Linked DNA regions of Mus musculus: region 2 is linked to region 1. The links are chromatin loops, found by intact Hi-C in ENCODE. Cell type or tissue: left cerebral cortex. All regions are shown on one strand. Each heading gives the region's core, and the rest is flanking DNA. Links, peaks and the distances in the headings are about the cores only. Region 1 has its middle 27 kb from the start of Selenok. Region 2 overlaps Cacna2d3 (calcium channel, voltage-dependent, alpha2/delta subunit 3).

Region 1 (2,915 bases), core at 192-2,691:
GTGGAAGGTGTGGAGATGTACTCTGTGCAGGCTAAAGTACATGACCCTTATGCTGAGTTAGGCACAGATAAACGCCTATGCGTGCCGCTGGAGGCTGATGGCAGAAGCTGGTTTCCAGCTCGTTCGCTCGCTCTCTGAGAGCTTACAAGCTCCCCAGACATTTCCACGACCAACTCAGACACCGCAGAAATAAAACTGTCAACTCCGCACCAAAAGGAAGGGTGTACATGGATGGCATCTAGTCTCTACAAAAAACCGTAGTACAAGACACAAGTTCAGAGCCAGCAGCTTGCTGATGGTCGGCTGGGCTGTGCGGGAGGTCTGTACCTCAGCGCCCGCTAAGGGGTGTTAGATTTCAATACCATTCACAAGGCATCTCTCAGCACCACCCCTCCTGACAGAGATGCTGGACCAGCTGAGCTCTGCTTTCCACTGAGTACCCCTCATCCTGAATTAGATTTAACACGGAGCAGATAAACACAAGTGAGCCTGTCCTGCTGACGATAGGGGGGTGGGGGGGGGGGAACAATATCTTAGATATTGCCACCAGGAGAGCCTGGCGGCTGGGTACCGGAAGGAGATGCTGCTGAGGTGGCAGTGTTTGCCCCTCCCCCTTTATCTCTGGCATCTTATCTGGGCCTCACAGAAGAATGTGAAGGCACTGGAGGTAGAGAAGGCTCATGTCTAATCCCTCACCAGCTCCGAGAGCTCAGCCCTAGTGATAAAAGGATCTGGCAGTAATCCATTCCCTCAACAAAGAGATTTAACACCCTGAAGAGTGAGATCCGCGGGCTGGGCATGTCCTCAACTGATGTAGTCCAGCAAGGCTCTTCCTGATAGAGTCGGTGACTTTAAGCTTCCCTTTGTTCGGGTTTACAGGAATGAGAGTGAATGAACAGGGTTTCTTACTGGCTAGCATAATTATCTAAGATTGTCATATCTTTTTTTTTAAGATGTATTTATTTTTATTTTATATATGTGTGTGCCTACTTATCTGTATGTACACGGCGTGCATACGGCAGAACACCGGGACCAAAAGAGGGAGTTGGATCCCCTGGGACTGGAGTTAAGGAAGGTTTTCAGCTGTCCCATGTGAGGGCTGGGAACCAAACCAGGGTCTCTTCTGCAAGAGCAGCAAGTGCTCTTAAGCACTGAGCCATCTCTTCGGCTCCAAGACTGTCAGATCTGAAAGGTACATTTTACTAAATAAGTTCATCACACCCAAGTTACAGCTAATCTAAAGACAGTTGTTTCTCTGGTCTAGAGCCTTGTCAAAAATTTTTTTCATTATTATGTACTGTGGTGCCACCTAGTGGGAAAAATGAGGTAGCATCCACACAAGAGCCCATAAAACTGCTCCTGGGGCCACCAGGTCCAGTTTCAAAGTGTTCTCCATCTCCTCCGTTGCTAATAGCAGGTGGAGATCTGTGATCTTAATAAAGCATAAAGGTGAGACAATAATAAACCCTGTTCCACCTACAACACTCGCCCGTGTAGAAGTGGTAATTTCAGGCTTCACAGAAGCCTGAGGGCCAGTCAGATCCCAGATAAGGCAGTAGGAGTAGCAGGGGTGATGTTAACAATGGACTGGCAGATCTGACGCCGGGGAACTGGAACAGATTTGGGTACACCTTGAATGTCCCGTGCTCCACTTCTCAAGATACTTCTTCCATTGTGCAACGCATCGCTTTGGAGGTCTGAAAGCCTCTGCAGCCCACCATCCCTGGCTGAGGCTGTAAGCCTTGCCAACATTCGGAGGAAGAGAGGCGAACTGAGGTTGAGAGAAACTGACTATTAAAAATCCGAAAGCAAATGTGTGTTTTAGGTCCAGGTAGATGGATCTGAAGATCCTTGCATGGTGATAGCAGTGAGCTGGGTCCTGATGAAAGGCAGCTGTAGGGAAATGGAGGCTGGGAGGGGACAGAGGGGACAAAAGTCAGAAGACTCAAGACATTTCTTGCCACCCCCAAATGGCTTTCACTCTGATGACAGGGGTGCAGAGATTTTCTAGCATCACCCCAACTTTTCAACAACAGCTGAGTGTCCTACAATCCAACTCTATCCTGACAGTGATGACGTAGTTAACAGCGGGGCCACAGGTAAGGGCCCTATTATGTAAGATGCCCCAGGTTCTCAGAGAAGTCCCCAGTCCCAGGTCATCACAGTTACTTCTAACTGGTGCTATATCTAGACAGTTCCCACAACTGTCATCAGTTTGAGAAATGTCCAGGACAGTTTAGGCAACCCAGGAGGGTGCTTTGCTATAGCTGGTATCTCATAAGGGCTGTCGGTAGGTATACAAATGAACAGCCAACTGAAGAGGTTCACAAAGCAAAGCTCCGCCCTGGAGACAGGGAGACCGCTCACCTGGGAGAAGAGTGGGAAATTTATAAAGGCTTTTAGTTAACTCATTCAAAGAAACTAACTCAGGGTAGGAATATGGACTGTTGAATCCCCTAATGTTTCGCACACTTCCTGAACTCTGAACAGAGATTGGATACTTCAGGACAAAATAACCTAGGATTATATTCTGCCCCATCATGAACCTATCACACATCAGTGGCCTGACATGAAGATCAACACAGCTTGGGCCATGGGCAGACAAGGTTGCCTGTTTTACAGACTCGAAGCCTGATCATTTCTTCACTTTCAGTCAATCAGACACTTTGGAGGCAAATAGACTTTATAAAGAGAATGATGTCTTATCAAGAAGAAAGAGGTTTAAACTTAAGTCAGGGGTTTCTGAGCCAGGCTTTATGCCCCAAAGATACCAATGTCCCCTGCCACTTCCAGTTACACAATTTAGGGCCGGTAACTGATCTTTGTCTATTTGTTTCATTAACCAAAGGCATAGTTTTTCTTTAAAAGTATGGAGATTTTCATTTAAAAGCTCACACACCCTACCTCCTTGCTCC
Region 2 (2,915 bases), core at 260-2,759, 380 kb before region 1:
AGTAGCCATGCAGCTCCTGTGAGCCAGGACTCCTGATGAGCGTTTTTACACATCACTGCCTTCTCCAGACACCTCTGGAGATTGACAGTACTCTTGGACAAGACAGAAGACCAGGCCTCTCAGAGTTTCAGAGCTGTACTTTTCATAAGGGTCATCAAACTGCAGAGATTCTAACTCCACATTCCTCCCTTATGTATGAACGCACTCTGCCGTGGAGACCATGCTTTCAAAATGGTCCTGGTGAGAGATTTCCTCTGTGTGCTCATCTGGTAGAACAGGGAACTCTTTGGAGTTAGTTCCTCCCCAGTGAACAAAGCCAAGAGACAACATCAAGGTGAATTCAGAAAAAATCATCCCTTTCAACCACACATTTGCAAGGTCAATAGAGCCACTCACCAGCCTCCTGTCCTCATACTCAACAAACCTTTACTAAATACCTATTTAGAGACAGATGTCACTCTACTGGCCAGTTTTATGTCAACTTGACATGATCCAGAGTCATCAGAGAGGAATGAGCATCAATTGAAAAAAATGCCTTCATGAGATCCAGCTATAAAGCATTTTCTCAATTAGTGATCAATAGATAGAGAAGGGCCCAGCCCCCAGTGTGGGTGGTGCCATCCCTGGGCTGATGGTCCTGAGTTCCATAGAGCATGATGAGCAAGTCCTGTGAAGCAGGCCAGTAAACCATACTCCTTAAGAGCCTCCTGCCTCTAGGTTCCTGCCTCTAGGTTCCTGCCCTGTTTGAGTTCTTGTCCTGATTTCCTTTCAGTGATGAAAAGCAATAAGGAAGTGTAAGCTGATCAAACCTTTTCATCCTGACTCGCTTTTGGTCATAGTGTTTCATCACAGCAATAGAAACCCTAACTAAGACACCCATCAACCTAAAGGGAAGTCATTAACCAAATAAAAGTACAGAACACAATGTCAGCGTATCTAATGTCCAATGTCTCCATGTTATGACACCAACAAGGGAGACCCAAAACTTCCTCCAAGGAAGTGTTGTCTTCAAGGAAGTGCTACAGAGACTCTAGGGTGGGTCAAGAGGGAGAGGAGGAAATAGCAGGGAAGATACTGCAGGAAACAGGCAGTCTCTGTAGCTATGACACACATCAGGAGGATCATAAAGAAAACAGAAATAAATGAGAGTAATAACAGAACAGGGAACAAAGGAACATGACAACAGAGGTGACAGCGTGGTCCAGGAAACTGTGCATGCATGATGGAGTACAGAGGAGATAGTGTGGTCCAGGGAACTGTGAGTGCATGACTGAATGAGGGAGGTAAGGGAGGAAGAGGAAGGAAAGAGCATGGGATGCTAGAAAAGACTGATGTTAACCCATCAACTAATGGTACCTGGGCATAGCTTCCCCTGGTACATGTCTACTTCCTACTTGAGGAGGGGGGAAGACTAATAAAATTGAATAAGCCAAAACCACTTAAAATCCCCCAGGAAGCTCAGAAAGCTACAAGATTTATAAGGTCCACCCCTTAAGTTATATAAACAGCCAATTGCTGGGAACAAAAGTCTCTTCTGTAAAGATGCCTGCAAGATGCCCAGAAAGCGCTGGGATACATCATTCCTGAGTCATTGCCCATGGTGTGCTGGGCTTTTCACAGATGCGGCTGCCTTTGAATCACTCAAGCTTCTGTGAGGAAAACGACAATCCTGTCAACTCTGGTTCACCAAGTTAAACTTGGGTGGAATTGTTTCTTTGGTCTGCCATCCATGCTTGGGTGAAGGGAAGTTTGTTCATGTCTCCTTCTATCCAATGAGGATTTGTGAAGATAGTCCCATCTTGAGCATTTCCAGTGGCTCACAGGCTGTTGGAGGTGAGTGCAGACATGCTGAGAGAATACATGCTCAGATCCGGGGATACCTTTGGGGAACATTCCAAGAAAAAAACACCCAGGAGATCAATAATTAGAGGAAGGGGGCCCACATGATGGCTCAGAAGGTAAAAGTGCTTGCTGCCAAGACTGACCATCTGAGAATGACCCCTGACACCTAGATGATAGAATGAGAAAGCCAAATGCCAAAAGATGTCCTCTGACCTCCACATGTGTACCATGACAAGCACACACATACCCATATACCTATGCATGTACTCATGAGCAGGCATGCTTTTTTAGCAAACAAATCATGTGCCTTCTTTTTGGGGATGTTTTGGTGGTTTGAGGAAGGTCTTTACCCTATAGCCCAGGCTATCTCAAACCTGCTGCTGTGCTTCCTCTGCCTTCTGAGTGCTGGGATTGCAGGCATGAGCCACCATACTTGACCCCATTTTGTTCTGAGTCCCTCCTGAATTATCTTTTGGGCACTCTGTTATGTACTAGCAAATTTATTCTGTTAAAACACCACCTTCAAACACTCATAAGGCAAGGTGGAAAATCGAAGCCACAAACAAAAGATGGCTCTAAAGCAGACTTCTAAGCCATCCCAACCGTTTTCAAACCTCCCATCACAGACAAGTAACAGCCCTGGAGGCCACATCTCAATTTTACTATACCTGTAAGTCGATAGAATCATTCCTGGCAGGAAAATTACAAAGCTTTAGAAGTCTCAACTGCAAGGTGTCACCAAGAAGAGCAGAATGTGTTTCTCAAATGCCCAGCTTTCTTATGAAATTAAATACAATAGTAAGGATTTTCAGTAAATCTGGGTTTGGTGTTAAAAAAGAATCATGCTAAGTAGTAGGGGCTAAGTCAGGAATCCAGCATGAGAAGCAAGGACTGTTAGTGCTGTCTCTGCCTTTCTTTTATTGGCTTTTGAAGTTCTATTTCAGAGAACTGGTTTCCTTTTGTTTGTTGCATTGCATAGTCTGTAAAGTACTCCAAATCAGTATGACAACACTGGAGCAATGGTCCAGGTGGGAGACATATGCATGCACATGCATGGTTCCTTCTGTCCAGAT

The links. A loop is a pair of places that touch in the nucleus more often than their neighbours do. Peaks named below come from ENCODE experiments on the same cell type or tissue, not always from the same donor. Only the 100,000 strongest peaks of a DNase experiment are listed, where the experiment ranks them.
Region 2: it touches region 1 in a loop (2.8-fold over the local background); 2 of 42 quality-filtered maps call a loop at or near these places.

The regions. Positions count from the first base shown.
Region 1 is chr14:29,939,794-29,942,708 of GRCm38, forward strand. No RefSeq gene overlaps it. Among named protein-coding and RNA genes, the nearest start is that of Selenok, 27 kb to the right of the region's middle. In left cerebral cortex, for the core only: a CTCF peak has its summit at 1,325 (motif pointing left); a DNase peak (open chromatin) is centred at 1,318.
Region 2 is chr14:29,554,774-29,557,688 of GRCm38, forward strand. The region is part of intron 2 of Cacna2d3 (calcium channel, voltage-dependent, alpha2/delta subunit 3); the gene reads right to left. Among named protein-coding and RNA genes, the nearest start is that of Cacna2d3, 170 kb to the right of the region's middle. In left cerebral cortex, for the core only: no CTCF peak of the experiment used is centred there; a DNase peak (open chromatin) is centred at 1,581.